2 separate regions of the Mus musculus genome follow, and region 1 is linked to region 2. A link is a loop called in an ENCODE intact Hi-C map of the cell type or tissue named here. Cell type or tissue: gastrocnemius. All regions are shown on one strand.

Region 1 (8,000 bases), 390 kb after region 2:
CCAACAACCACCGCCCCCTGCCTGTCAGGGCTCTCGAATTTATTTACCCTCTGAAAAGTTCTCAGAGTTCTAAATCTCACAGTCACAGAAAATGTCGACAACTGGCAAAACCAAGCCTCTGCTAGAGCACGAGGCAAGTCAGTCAGTTGCTTCAGACTGTCCGAAGAAGCCCTGTATCCCCACACCTGGGATTAAACCAAAACACATTTTTATAATATTTCTGTGTTTTTTAAAGAGCCCATAATTCCAGAGTTGTCACTACAGTTGTCCTTGTGTTCATAATGATTATGAGGCCTGCATAGGTCTCTTGAGACTACCTGAAAAAAAAAAACAACCTAAAACCTACATGAGGAATTAAGAAACATAGGGAGGGTAATATGAGTTATAGGAGCTGGGGAGATGGTTTCCCAGCAGTGAGCATTTGCTATTATTTCAGAGGACATGAGTTGTATTTCCAACACTCAAATGGCATTAAACCAGTCTGTAACTCCAGACCCAGGCCATCCAACATCCACTTTTTCCCCCTTGGGCCCATTTAATACACAGTGGCAAAATACCTATGTACATAAAGTACAAATAAGGGGAAAGCATTTTAACAATGAAATTTTAAAGGCTGCATTAGAAGAGCTAGTTGTGGCTTTAGCATTCAAGTCTTTAGGTTGTTTTAGTCTATGATTATTAAGTGTGGTCCTGAGGTTTGAATCTAGGGATTCCATAAGTGAGGCAAGCACTCTTGCTGTTCTACCCCTCAGACCATGCCTATGACACTGATTTAAACCTGATGTTGCTGTGTTTGCTGGGGATGAAGGGGGTGGGGGTGGGGGAATAGTATTTTCAAGACAGGCTCTCTGGCTGGCCTCAAATTCAGAGATCCACCTGCATCTGTCTCCTGAGTGCTAGGCTAAAGGCATCTATCACCACACCTGGCTTATGGTATTTTGTTTGAGTTTTTGGACAGGGTCTCTTATAGACTATAGTGATCTTGAATTCATTGTGTAGTCCAGGGTGACCTTGAATTTCTGATCTTCTTGTCTCTACCCCCATGTGCTGAGATTACAAGTGGCACCAGCATTAGTTTCTCTCTACTTCCTCCTCTCTTTGTTTTATTTGTATGTGTTTAAATGTTTGCCACCACATATGTATGTAAACTGTGTGTGTATACTGTGTGTAGGAAGCGGCCAGAAGAGGACACTGAGTCACCTGTGACTGGAGTTAGGGGTGGTTTTAAGGTACCATCTAGGTGGTGGGAATCAAATCTTCCCCTGGAAGAGCAATAACTGCTCTTAATTGCTGAACCATTTCTCCAGTACTCCCATTGTCTCTTTATGTCAAAAGAAGCATTATCCAGAGAATTGGTGCTATGAAATATTTGTAGCAGTGGTATATTAGTTTTAACCTAAAAGACTTATGTTGCTAGTGGGGATTGGGTAGGGAATGACAAATCCCTTTTATCCTAGCAAATGGGGAGACAGGCAGGTGGATCTTTGTGTTTGAGGCCAGCCTAATTTACACATTTCTAGGATAGCCAGAGCTACATAGTGATTGATACCCTGTCTCAGCCACAAAAACAAAGCTGGCCTATCTTATGTTCCCATTTAAATGATTTCAGAGTGCTAGATTTGAACTGTAATGAATATACCAAAGTAAGTGTGTACATTAGCATAAAATAAGACTCTGACTTTGCTCTTTTGATTTTGTGGTTTATTCTTATTTGTAGTCATCCCAAACCTGAAGGCCTGGCTGCTGCCAAGAAGCTCTGCGAGAATCTCTTACAAACAGTGAGTTTGCTGGGGTTGAAACCAGGGTCTAGGTATACAGCCGTGTAATCTAGCAGTGACCTATAACTGGACTGGACTTTGACATGGCCTTTAAAAAGTAAATTAAGATATAGGCTGGGCAATGGTGGTACACGCCTTTAATCACAGCACTCCGGAGGCAGAGGCAGTCGGATCTCTGAGTTCGAAGCCAGCCTGGTCTACAGAATGAGTTCCAGGACAGCCAAGGCTACACAGAGAAAGCTTGTCTCAAAAACAAAACAAAGCAAAACAAAACAAAAAGATATGTTATAATTGTATTAGCTTCAGTGAGCTCTCTGCAACACATGATGTGAGAGAGTAGATCAACATTACATGCAGTAATGCTGACTGTGGCTAATTGCATATGAACTTGACATAATCTAGGGTCATCAGAGAGAGCAAGCCTCAGTTGAGAAAATGCCTCTCTAAGATTGGCTATAGGCAACCTTTAGTATATTTTCTATTATTATTACTAAATTATGTATATTCTGATCAAAGCTTCTCCCCTCCCCTCCCCTCCCTTCCCATGGATATCAGCCAGCCTTGGAATACCAAGTTTCAGGAACACTAGGGGCATCTACTACTGAGGCAGACAGTGGAGCCCAGATAGGGGAAAAGGGTCTAAAGGCAAGTAGTGTAGTCGGAGACAGACTGCTTTTCCTACATGAGGACCCAGCTGAACAAGTGATACACATATCCATCCATCCATGTGCTCTAGTTGGCAGTTCAGTCTCTGTGATGCATCCTGTAGGTTTCCTTGTAGTCTCTTTGGCCCCTTGCCTCCTTCCAGTCCTTCCCCTTTTCCACAGGATTCCCCAGCCTCGTCTTAATGTTGGGCTGTGGGTCTTGGAATGACTTTGTGCTCCAGATTGAGTAGTTTGGTTGTTTAGAATTGTGCTTCCTGCTGATGTGTAGAATTTACATACAGCTTAGTAGTCCCTTTAACTCATTGAATCAGGGTATCAGCAGAAATCTGTCACTTGGGACTGGTCTTTATTAACTGTGTTTTGCCCATTTTTCTAGGTTCATGCTGAGTATTCTAGATTTGTGAATCAAATTAATACTGCTGTACCATTACCAGGTGTGTATGGCTTGAAATGTTGATACTGATAATTACGTTACTGATAATTAAGGTACTGATAATTACGGTTAAGTGTGATCAGTGAGGCTAGACTACTTGTGCCAGGGAACTGGTGGTGGTCCTTTCAGCTTAGGGTAATTAGGAAAGCCATTCTTAACCGTGGTGTTTATCTTCCTAGGTGTTGTTTAATAATCAGGTAAAATGTTTCATTCTGCTGCAGCTGATTAAACGCTTTTTTTCTTCCCCCCTCAGGCTATACACAACCCTCTGCTATAAGTAGTATCCCTCCTCAACCACCATATTATCCATCCAATGGCTATCAGTCTGGTTACCCTGTTGTTCCCCCTCCTCAGCAGCCAGTTCAGCCTCCCTACGGAGTACCAAGCATAGTGCCACCAGCTGTTTCATTGGCACCTGGAGTCTTGCCAGCATTACCTACTGGGGTCCCACCTGTGCCAACACAGTATCCGATAACACAAGTGCAACCTCCAGCCAGCACTGGACAGGTAGGATGCCGGGATATGTAATATGCTATTGCTGAACTTAGGAAAAAACTGAGGGAAGGGTGCTTCCTAGACATTAGTCCTATTCTGTCTTTTTGCCCTGCTGCCTTCTGTGTCCTTATACTAACTCACTGAGGACATTGGGATAATATGTCCTCTCATTTCCACAGATTTTAATTGGTTTCACATGTCTTATCCCTAATTAGCTATATCAAGTGGGGACATTGGCAGACTTTCTATAAAGCACTCAATGACAAATGGTCTAGACTGTGGGGGTCTACAGCCTCTGTCATAGTACTCTTGTTGTTGTAAAAAAGCTGTAGAAAACACCTAATGAATGTGATTGTATTCTTTAATTATGATGTGAGTGGCAAGTTAGTGTTAGTTCCCTGTTCTTAGCTTTGTGGTCTAAGGTTCTCAAAGGCAAAGAGGACGGCATACAGCACACATCTCTTAGTCATTGGAACTGAACAGGTCTTCTCTTTTTAATGTATATTTGTGTGTATATGTATGTACACGTACACATATACATACATGTGTACATACATACATACACACACATGTATGCACCACATGTTTATCTGTGCTGTGGTAGGTATAAGAGGGGTCAGATCCCCTAAATATGGAGTTGATTTTAGTTGTAGTTTCTGGAAACTAAACATGGGGTCACTGAAAGAGCACCAAGTGCTCTGAACCATTGAGCCATCTCTAGCTCATGTTTATTTTTTATTATATGGATTGATGTGCGTATGTATGCCACCATGTAGGTGAGGAGGTCACAGAACAATGTACAAGAGTAGAAGTGGGTTCTTTCTCTCCTTCAGTCATATGAGCTCCAGACCAAGTTCCAGAGTCAAACTTAGGTCATCAGATGTGGTGACAAGTGCCTTTCCCCCTGGGGACACTTTATGATTTTGTTATTTGAAGTGTTCTTATATAATCCATGCTGACCTTAAATGCCTGAAATTCCTGTCTTCACCTCCCACGTGCTAGAATGACACATCTGACACTGCTCAGCTCTGAGCGCTCTATTCTCAGCAGTAAACATTTCAGGGACTGTCAAGTACCTATCAATGAAGTATGAAGACTTAAGTTTGCACCCAAATTTAAAAAAAATCTGGATGTAGGACTGGGCATGGTAGTCCATACCTTTAGTCCCAGCACTTGTAGCAAAGGCTACATAGTGAAACTCTGCCTCAAAAATTAAAAAATTAAAAAAAAAAAAAAGTAAATCTGGGTGTGGTGGCATGTGTTTATGGTATTAATGGTGGAAGACAGAGACAGGTTGATCCTGGGCCCTCTCGACAGTTTAGCTTGATTTGGGAGTTTCAGGTTAGCAAGAGACTGCATGCCAAAAAACACTACAAAAACCAAAACAAAACCAAACAGCTCGAGGCATGAGAGATGGCTTTCAGTTCTTGCAGAGGACCTGGTGTTGGTTCCCAGACCCATATTAATTAGGCTTCCACAGCCTCCTGTAATTCCAGTTCCAGGGTATTGTCAACCTCTTCTGATCTGTGTATCGGGCTCAAGGGTAGGATTTCCTATGTGCATACAGGATGCTGTAGGAGCTGTGACTATCCTGGGACTTTTTTTTTTTTTTTGTAGACCAAGTTGGTCTTAAACTCACGGAGATCAGTCTACTTCTGCCTCTGAGTCCTGGATTTAAAGCTTTGAGTGTGCCACTCCAAACAGTTGTAGAGTGCAGTCTGCAGAAACCAGGATTGTTAAACAAGCAGGCTTTCCTCTTCAGTGGGAGGAATATGCATGTTGCCTGTTTTCTATCCAGAAGGCTGTGAATGAAAGTGTTACTACCTAATACCTAATGCTATTTGATGGAGCCAGTCTTCACTTGAACCCCCCAAATCCTGAGCAATGCTCTTGAGTCAGTAGAACCCAAAGCTTTATTGTGATAATTGCCATCTGGAAATTTTTCTTCAAAGATTGATTGTGTTTAAATTTGTGACTTGTTGTAGACTGTTAAAGATAGTTAAGGCATGCAAGGTAAGAGACCTTACAAATGCTCAAACGTTTCACTGTGCTCAGAACTATGCTTACAGCCATCAAAATATAGCTGTTTTACTTTGACTTCTACAATCATGAGCTTAATTAAAAGCAAGAAACGAAGTCAGGGACAGTTAAGAGATGGTCCTCAAAAATCCTCAGAAATAATGTTTCATGTGACATTTTAACTGTTTATGGTTAATGCAAACTAACTATAGCTTTGTCAGTTGAACAGCACCAGCCTTAACAAAATGAGAAATTTTATATTTATTACTAAGATTTTATTTTTAAAATTCATATTTTTAGGAAATAAAATCTTTAATGATAAAAATGTAAATAGGCTTAAGATGAAAATTTTAAAAAAGAGTAAATTAAAATCTAAAAGTAATACATTTCTCAAATTCCTTTGGAGGCCAAAGGGGGTAAGCATTCAGTAGAAATTTTATTATTTGAACATTTTCTCCTAAAATAACTTTTTAGTACAGGCTAAAATCTGTTACACCAACCATGTAAGCTTTCCAACAAATTCTTCCTCCATGAAACTGTTAGGCCTTGACATTTTTTACACTTTTATTTCATTTACCCTATCATCTGGATATATACTTTAATGCTTGCATAGAAAGCTCAATCATTTTCTCCTTAAGGACCTATGATTATTTCTCAGGTACTTCTAAAAAACCTGTCACCTAGTAAAAAGATCTTTTTGAGCTCAAAATTAAAATGTCCTTAATTTTGAAACTCTCGAGTTTAGGGGCAGGGGAATTGAAGACAGGGTTTCTCTGTGTAGCCTGAGCTGTCCTGGAGTTCACTTTGTAGACCAGGCTGGCCTCGAACTCAGAGATCCCTGTACATATACCTCCCAAATGCTGGAATTAAATGCATTCACCACCACTGCCCAGTAAAAATCCCAGATCTTAATTTAATAAAGCCAGAAGTTTAAATCTTTAAAAATGAATGACCATTGTTAATGCTTTATGTTTTTCACTTTCGTCCTGGCCCTTCATCTGCCTGATAGATGATCAGATTCTGGTGAGGGAGGTGATCAGTAGACTTCAGCAAAGCCTCTTTGTTACAGCCACTCTGCTGTATAGTGTACCGGCATTATTTTAGTCCAAGCTTCTAGTGCATAATTAGTAATAAATGGATATTAGCTTGACATCTGAAACTATCTATGGCTGTCTATGTCCAGGATTTTTTTCTATTATCAGGTATATAGAAATTTGAATTAAGATTTACTAAAGTTGGGCTGGAGAAATGGCTCAGTGGTTAAGGGCACTGACTACTCTTCCAGAGGTCCTGAGTTCAATCACCAGCAACCACATGGTGGCTCACAGCCATATGTAATAGAATCTGATGCCCTCTTCTGGTACAGTGTATTCATAAATAAAAAGAAAATAATTTTAAAAAATTACTAAAGCCATACACAATGCCTTTATCTACGCATATTGGTGGGCTCCTATAAAGATATCAATATGTCATATAGGGAATTGTACGTTTTCCTTCTATGACTCATTACAACTAAAAATGATAATGGTCCAACTTGTACTAGCAAATAAATGATTTAATAAGCTTACAGTTGGGTGGTGGTGTGACACACTTTTAATCCCAGTGCTTGGGAGGCAGTGGCAGGCAGATCTCCAGTATGAGCGCAGCCTGGTCTACACAGTAAGTTCCAGGACAGGCAAGGCAACACAGAGAAACCTGTCTCCAGAAAACAGGAAGAAGTTTTTATAAAGTATTACTCAGTTTACTGAAATCATCTTACAGTCTACAGGATAAAGCTATTATTGAATACCATGAATACTTAATTGGCAAATTTTTAAATATTAAAAAGGTGTATGTGGCTGCACCCATGTATATCCCCACATACTGTGCTATATTTCATTATGCTAAGTTTACATCACACTGTAGAAGGAAATAGTGCATGTGTACACAGATAACACTAGAGAAGCCAGGAGATATGTAGCCTGTCTTCTGGAGTGCTGGGAAAGAGGGTAGTTTACAACCTGGTGAGCCTTTGTTAGCTGTCAGGTCTGACACATATCCCTCAGAATATTATGTTTGATTATCCCGGAGTTTTCTCTCTAAATCTTGAGCATTGCTTCTCAGCCCATAAAACCCATCATTATGAGACCTGTCACTTATACTTTACTGTAGCTTAAGTCACTTTTATGTTATCTCAGGGCTAAGCCAATCCACTAACACAGACATTGTATTTACCAAAGAGTTTCTATGGAAACATGTCTAAAACTTTATTGTACATATGGGTCTGAGTTAATCGTCGTCAGGAAACTTTTTCCCAAATTGTGCTGTGATTTGTATAGCTAAAAGAAACCACCCATGGGCAAATTCCACAAGGTTGGCCCAGAACCTGCTAAGTAGGGCTAGACCTACTAAGAGAGAACTGCCGAGCTCGTTCTTCCCTCACCCACATTGTCTCACTGCTGGCTGTGCCACTTGCAGCGATCCTCTCAGTCCCCACATTGCACTTTGAAGGATAATGCTTTTTCCACTTCTCCAAAGCATATTTCCCTAAAGGAGACATAGATGTTCAGTGAGGTCTAGGGACTAATCAATGGAAAGGGCCTGCCTGATGAATGAAATCTCAAGATGACC
Region 2 (8,000 bases):
CTTCAGACACACCAGAAGAGGGCATCAGATCTCATTACAGATGGTTGTGAGCCACCATGTGGTTGCTGAGAATTGAACTCAGGACCTCTGGAAGAGCAGTCAGTGCTCTTAACCAGCTTGGTTTACAGAAGCTTTCTTATTGTTTACTAAATTTAAGATCAGAGTGTAAGCGTAGTAGCTAGTGTAATATCTTAGAGCCTAAGTCTAAAATCTGTGTGAGTATCCTAATGATGAAGTAGATCCTTCCATGTTTTTAAAGATGTATTTATTATATGTATATGAGTACACCATCGTTATCTTCAGACACACCAGAAGAGGACATTGGATCCCATTACAGATGGTTGTGGGCCACCATGTGCTTGCTGGGAATTGAACTTAGGACCTTGAGAAGAACAGCCAGTGCTCTTAACCTTTGAGCCATCTCTCCAGCCCCCAAAGTAGATCCTTTCAAGACAGTGAATTTCTGTGGATCTCATCCTTCAGGTTGAGTGTCATGGCCCAAGATTATCATACTTCCTTAAGGAGTCAAACATTTGCAGCCAAGCTTGGTGGTGAACAACTTTAATCCCAGTATTTGGTGGATCTTTGTGAGTTCAAGGATAGCCACAGCTACCTAGAGAGATTATGTCTCAAAACAAAACCAAGAAAATATTTGCAGCCATTGTTTTGGTTCTCACTGTATCCTAAAGGACCCAGAACTCACTGGTGCTCAGGCTGCCCTAGAACTAATATAAAGCCTGTTACTTGTCTATTTAATTATTTTGTTTTTGAGCTTCATGGAAGAAGCTTCCTTGGACTTCTGAAAGAGTAGTCATTTGGGAAAGAGGTATATATGGGGATAGGCTTGAGATGGATTTGGCTTGTACACGGGGAAGCAAGTGCTGTATCATCAGTTCCAGTTACTGTGTCTTGGTTATGTATTAAAGTAAATCTCCCTTTGCTCAGATACCCGGGGGCATCATTGAAGACTCATGTGTCTTACGTGGAGTTATGATTAACAAGGATGTGACCCATCCAAGGATGCGCCGCTATATTAAGAATCCTCGAATTGTGCTATTGGATTCTTCTTTGGAGTACAAGAAAGGAGAAAGCCAGGTAAGATTCCCAGCCTTTTGGGTTTTTTTGTTTTTGTTTTTGAGACAGACAGGTTCTCTTTACGTAGCCCTGACTGTTCTGGAACTCACCATGTAGACCAGGCTGATCTCAGACTATCCACCTGCCTCTGTCTCCCAAGTGCTGGGATTAAAATACATGTGCCCAGAAGAGGACATTGGATCCCATTACAGATAGTTGTGGGCCACCATGTGCTTGCTGGGAATTGAACTTAGGACCTAGAGAACAGCCAGTGCTCTTAACCTCTGAGCCATTTCTCCAGCCCCCAAAGTAGATCCTTTCAAGACAGTGAATTTCTGTGGATCTTATCCACAGAAAATACACTACCCCTGGCTTCCCAGCCTGTTTTTTCAAGTGGACTCTGACTACTAATATGGACAAGTGACAATAAAGTCACTTAGGTGTTGCCATTTACCATCCTTTCTTGAAAATAGTTTGATGTTACTTTGTTTTCCAAGTAAAGAGTCTGAAACCCAGGACTGAAGGAAAAGAGTGACAAAAACTTAAGTAAATCCCTCCTGCATTTATTGAGCCGTGTGGGTATAGACATGGTCCTGTCTGTGTGGGTGGATTGAGGCAGGAAGACCACTTGATTCACAACCAACCTGGACAATGTATTTATTCACTTTTCTCAATGTTTGACTTTGGCATATCAAACCGAGCTCCTTTGACTTCAGTTTGAAGATCTTATTTTTCAGGTTTAGGAAGGTTTAGATAGTGTTCCTGTGTATGTAGCCTGGGTGGTCTAGAACTCAGCTGTGTCTAGGCTAGCAATCTGTCTGCCTCTGCCTCCTGGGTGCTGGGATTATGGGTGTGACCCACCTTTTCCAATGCAGCAGCACCTACAGTCTCTCAGTTCCTTTAACTTTACAGAGTGTAAGGACTTTTATGTCCTAAGCCAATGGATCCTATTAAAAATGTTTGGGAACCAGAATTCAGGTGGAAATGGTTGCTTACACGTGTAATCCCAACACTTATGGGGCTAAAAATGAGATCAGCCTGGGTAGAGAAAGACCCTAAAAAAAGCCAGTGGTATCAAGAAATTAAGATCTAAATTATTCATGCATACTAACTAGTAAGACAAAAGGTCCAGCTCAGATGTGTGAAACAGACGTGAAGTTTTGACACTCAGATTCACATTTTCTGGAGAACATGAGAGGGCTTTACGGAGGGAGTACAGTGACTGGGATGACATCAGCCTGGGGATTTTTATTTTCATTTTTAAGTTATGTTACTGTGTGTGTGCCTAGACGTGCATGCGGAAGTCTGCAGGAACAACCTTGTGTGTCTGAGCACAACTTTAGTTGGATTCCCTGGAGCTGGAATTGCAGGCAGCTGAGTGCTCCTGACTGCTGAGCCTCTCGCCGCCAGCTTCAGTCGGTGCCTTCTCTTCCTCCACAGACCGACATCGAGATTACCCGGGAGGAGGACTTCACGCGGATCCTGCAGATGGAGGAGGAGTACATCCATCAGCTGTGTGAGGACATCATCCAGCTGAAGCCTGACGTGGTCATCACAGAGAAGGGCATCTCAGGTAGGGCGCTGTCAGTTCTCAAGCCTGCCGCTGAGGTAGAAGAGGGTGAGTGGTGGGGTTTGGTTTTGTCTCTTGGGTTGGCAAAGACAGCTGTGTGATGTTTTAAATACTTTGGGGATAAAACCAGTTCAGAGGCCATTAGTTTGGGTGTCTAGCTGACACGTCCACTCTTAAATTTCAGATTTAGCTCAGCACTACCTCATGCGGGCCAATGTCACAGCCATTCGTAGAGTCCGGAAAACAGACAATAATCGCATTGCTAGGTAAGTAAACCAGCTAAAGGTAATTTTTAATTTTATTTTAGCTTCATAGTATATTCATTGCCTGAAATAGTTCTGGATGCAGGAACTGCTTGTCCAAAGGCTCTCTTCCCTCAGAACTTTTGGCTCAGTGGTAAAAGTAATATCTCTCTCTTTCTTTCTTTCTTTCTTTCTTTCTTTCTTTCTTTCGAAAAGCTCTTGCTCTGTATCCCTCAGTGACCTGCATCATTCTGCAGACCAGGCTGACCTTGAATTTGCAGCAGTCCTCCAGCCTCTCCAGTTCTAGTTCTAGGCTTACAGTTGTTTTACCAGTCAAGGCTGGTGGTAATCTAACTGGCTCAGAATATAATATAGCAGAAGCATTAGATCTCTGCTAATGGATCCACCTCTGTAAATTTCAGTACACAGATGTCTACCTTCAGGGTATCTGTTTCTCGTGCCTATAAATCCAACACTAGGATCATAAAGGTAGGAGAATCTGTTCACAAGTGATCTTTAGAAGCCAGTCGGGGCTATGTGAGACCTTGCCTTAAAATTTTGTCTGACTGCAAGTGATCAAGTAGTTAACAGGCATTTGTAAAACAAATAATGTAGGTGCTGGGAGTGAACTACTGTCCTCCAGAAGAATACTCTTGACCATTGAGCTATCTTTTTGGACAGTTCCCCATCTTTTTACAGCTGGCCATGGTGATTGCACTTTTGGAGGCAAAGATGAACTATTTGAGTTTGAGGCCAGCCTGATCTACATAGTGAGTTCTAGGCCAGAAACTGTCAAAAAAAAAAAAAAACCAATAAAACTTTTTTACTAAAAAAGTAGAGACTTGGGGCTGGAGAGATAGATGGTTAAGAGCACTGAATGCTCTTCCAGAGAGGTCCTGCGTTCAATTCCCAGCAACCACATGGTGACTCACAGTCATCTGTAGTGGGATCTGATAGCCTCCTCTGGCATGCAGGCATAAATGCAAGCACCACTCGTACATTAAAAAACAAATAAGTAAATTTTATTTAAAAGAAAAATATTGACACTGGATGTGGTGACATGTACCTTTGATCCCAACCCTTAGGAGGTAAAGGCAGACTGATTTTAAAATCAGCCTGGCCTAGAGCAAGTTCCAAGATAGCCAGGGCTATAAAAAGAAACCCTGTCTCAAAAAGCCCAAAATACAAAACTGGATAATAGGAGTAGTTGAAATGGCTCAGGGTAAAGAGACATTTGCCTCCAAGCTTGACCACCTGAATTCAATCGCTGGGATTAATATAGAAGTAGAGAACCTCCAACTCACACACGTGTGCCACTACTACACATAATTAGTTACAACTAAATGTAATTCTTTTTTAAAAAAAAAAGTTGCTAGAGGGGCTGTAGTTACTCTAATTGCTGTTGTAGAGGATCCGTGAGAAACCATTGTGATGGTGTGTACCTATAATCCCAGCACTCATCGGCACCTATAATCCTAGGGCAGGAGGATCTTCGTGAGCCTGAGGCCAGCTTTTACTGCTTAGTGAATTAAAGGCAGCCTGAAATAAAAGTTAAAGCTCTGGTGGGTTTGGGCATTCAAAAGTGACTCCTGGTAAAGAGAAGTACTTGCCAACTTGCCATAAAAGCCTAAAGGACAGAATTTGATCCCCAGATTCTTTGTAAGGGTGGAGGGAGAGAACAGACTCCACAAAGTTAGCCTCTGCTTTCCACGTGTGCGCCCTGGTTGTTCATGTGTGTCTGTAGTAGTGTGGTGTATGTGTATATACTTTATCTTTCCTTAAGGTGGCTTAGTGGTACGAACCTGTCATTCCATCACTGTGTAGACCAAAGTAAGAGGCTATCAACAGCTGAAGGTTATTTTCAGTACATAGGGAGTTCCAGATAGCCTGAGCAACATGAGGCATCTCAAAACAAAACAACCACTCAGGACTCAAAATCTCAGCACTGTAGGAGACTAAGGGAAGAGGATTGATTACTTTTAGTTTGAAGTCAACCTGTGCAAATTACTTCCAGGTCACCTTTTACAACTGAATAAGACTGTCTCAAAAAAAGGGGGGATGGGGAGGTCTGATGGCTCAGTTGGGTACCTGCTTTAAGCCTGAGTTTGATCCCTGGGACCCACATGGTGAATAGAATTGATCCCCATAAGTTGTCTACCTTACATACACAAAATAAATGTAAATAAAAAGCTAACCTTTTGGGTTAATTCTCATCACTAAACAAATACTTGAGAAAGGTTTATTTTGGCTCACAGTTGGGGAGGTTATAGTCTTTTGTTGGTTGATTTTAGTCCTGAAAACCTTTCTATTGGTCCAAAATCAAAAGACTTTATCACTCCAGTAGAACTGCCAATGGGAACAAGACACTAGAATGCGGAGCTTTGGGAGATACTTGAGATCCCAACTCTGTCACCTATCAGGCACTTAGCTCAATTCAAGTGAGTTCTATGCTTGCTCCAGAATGGTTCTAGACATGCATATGTATGCTTAGTTTTTCTCCTGGTTCCCACAAGTTTGCATGAAGGGTGACACTAGGTATCCATATAAGCTGGGTAGTGGTACCTTTAATCCCAGTGCTAGGGAGACAAAGAAGGGTGACTTTCTTGAGTGTAAGGTTGGCTTGCTATACAAAGTGAGTTCCAGAGCAGCCAAGGCTACATAGGAATCCTGTCTCAAAAGACAAGAAAAAAGAAATGCTATCCTGAGCTGGGTGTAGTGCCTTAGGCCTTCAATTCCAACACAGACAGAGGCAGACAGATCTCTGTGAGCCTAGTATACCATCTACATAGTAAACTCCAGGATACCCAAGACTACATAGAGAGATTTGGTCTTGATAAACAAAAAATAGGAGGAGGAGGGAATAAAACCTTCTTTTTTTTTTTTTCGAGACAGGGTTTCTCTGTGTAGCCTTGGCTGTCCTGGAACTCACTTTGTAGACCAGGCTGACCTCGGACTCAGAGATCCGCCTGCCTCTGCCTCCCAAGTTTTGTTTTTTGTTTTTTAAGATTTATTTATTTTATATGAGTATACTGTAGCTGTCTTCAGATACTCCAGAAAAGGGCATCTGATCCTATTACAGATGGTTGTGAGCCACCTTGTGGTTGCTGGGAATTGAACTCGGGACCAGAGGTCCTGAGTTGAGCCATCTCTCCAGCCCAGAATAAAACCTTCTTGGTACTAGTGTACATATGTGACTTGGGAGGTAGAGGGAGCAGGGTGAGAAGTTGGAAACCAAACTGGATTAAATGAGACTATCCCAAAGAAAAGTTTAACATTTATTAGTGGGTCATGTTTATAATCTAGACTGTCTGGAATTCAAAGCTGTACTTAAATTCATAATCCTCCTGCTTCAGCCTCCCATGCTAGAATTGTAGATGTGTGCCTCAAATTATTCTCAGATTCTTGCTTGCTTGACTATGGAATCTTTTAGTATAGTCTGTTTTTTATTACACTTTCTGTGATACACAGGGGGTACATGCATGTGCCGCAGTGTACACAGAGGTTAGATGATGACTTTCTGGAGTGCCTGCTACTTTTTCTTTGGGTTGTCTTAGAATTTTATTGCTGTGAAGAGTTACCATGATCAAGATACCTTATATAAAGGACAACATTTAATTGGGGGTGGCTTAAAATTTCAGAGGTTCAATTCATTATTATCATGGTGGGAAGAACGGCAGAGTCTTGGGAGAAGGAGCTGTGTATTCTACATCTTGACCCAAAAGCAGCCAGAAGGAGACTGACTTCTGAAGGCAGCTAGGAGGGGACTCCTCTGTAAAGCCCACCCCCACAGTGACACACTTCTTCCAATAAGAATACAGCTATTCCATGTATCAAAAGATGGCCTAGTCGGCCATCACTGGAGAGGCCCATTGGACTTGCAAACTTTATATGCCCCAGTACAGGGGAACGCCAGGGCCAAAAAGTGGGAGTGGGGGGGGGGAGTGTATTGGGAACTTTTTGGATAGCATTGGAAATGTAAATGAGGAAAATACCTAATAAAAAAATTAATTCTAAAAAAAAAAAAGAAATAAAACAAACTAAAGATTTAAAAAAAAAAAGAAAAAGAATACAGCTATTCCACCAGGCGTGGTGGCGCAAGTCTTCAATCCCAGCACTTGGGAGGCAGAGGCAGGCGGATTTCTGAGTTCGAGGCTAGCTTGATCTACAAAGTGAGGTTCAGGACAGCCAGGGCTACACAGAGAAACCCTGTCTCAAAATACAAAACAAACAAAAAAAGAATACAGCTATTCCAACAAGGACACACACCACTAATACTATCACTCCCTTCAGGCCAAGGATTCAGACACATGAGTATGGAGGCCAAACCTGTTCAAACCACTACATACGTATTGAACTCAGTACTTCAGGCTTGTGTGGCAAGCATGGTACTTACTACCTGCTGAACCATCCCATGGCCCTGTTTGGTATAATTCGACTTATTGGTGTTCAGACTCAACTGAGTTATGTGTGGGAATTCGTTATCCAGATTTTATTATCTAAAAATTACACTTGAATTCAGCTATGACTGGTTGCTGTGTGCCTGTGCATGTGTTTCATTACTAAAGCCAAATTTCAGAAACTTGGCCTGTATGCATTTATAACTTTCCTACCAGTCAGTTCAGACCTCTCAGTGATTCTAATAATGTATTTTAGTCTACTCTAACCACAGACTGTGGACCACTAGATGAGTAAAAGCATCTGAAGTCACATCCTCCATCTTTCCACTCAATAGAGCCTGTGGGGCACGGATAGTCAGCCGACCTGAGGAACTGAGAGAAGATGATGTTGGTACAGGGGCAGGCTTATTGGAAATCAAGAAGATTGGAGATGAGTACTTTACATTCATCACTGACTGCAAAGACCCAAAGGCCTGCACCATTCTTCTTAGAGGAGCCAGCAAAGAGATACTCTCGGTGAGTGAGCCTTGGCAGTGTGACCAAGGGGAGGACATTGTTCCATCCTAGAATTGTCAGCTTAAGAAATTTAATGTGTCGACTTTAAAAGGAAAAGATGTAGTTTAGCAGTTTTATTTTCAGTCCATGCTCATTGGCCTGTAGCTGCATGTCTACACAGACGTGTGAAGGAGCAGAATCAGTCATGGTGAAGAGGCCAAT

Evidence for each region. Hi-C counts contacts between places; a loop is a spot of excess contacts. Peaks named below come from ENCODE experiments on the same cell type or tissue, not always from the same donor. Only the 100,000 strongest peaks of a DNase experiment are listed, where the experiment ranks them.
Region 1: it touches region 2 in a loop (2.8-fold over the local background); 11 of 42 quality-filtered maps call a loop at or near these places.

Annotation. Positions count from the first base shown.
Region 1 is chr3:88,697,132-88,705,131 of GRCm38, forward strand. Khdc4 (KH domain containing 4, pre-mRNA splicing factor) reads left to right here. Exons shown (of 14, transcript NM_028814.4): 8 at 1,718-1,778; 9 at 2,820-2,877; 10 at 3,130-3,383. Among named protein-coding and RNA genes, the nearest start is that of Khdc4, 15 kb to the left of the region's middle. In gastrocnemius, no CTCF peak of the experiment used is centred here; a DNase peak (open chromatin) is centred at 3,295.
Region 2 is chr3:88,310,728-88,318,727 of GRCm38, forward strand. Cct3 (chaperonin containing Tcp1, subunit 3 (gamma)) reads left to right here. Exons shown (of 14, transcript NM_009836.1): 8 at 946-1,095; 9 at 2,515-2,647; 10 at 2,829-2,910; 11 at 7,619-7,799. Among named protein-coding and RNA genes, the nearest start is that of Glmp, 10 kb to the right of the region's middle. In gastrocnemius, no CTCF peak of the experiment used is centred here; no DNase peak of the experiment used is centred here.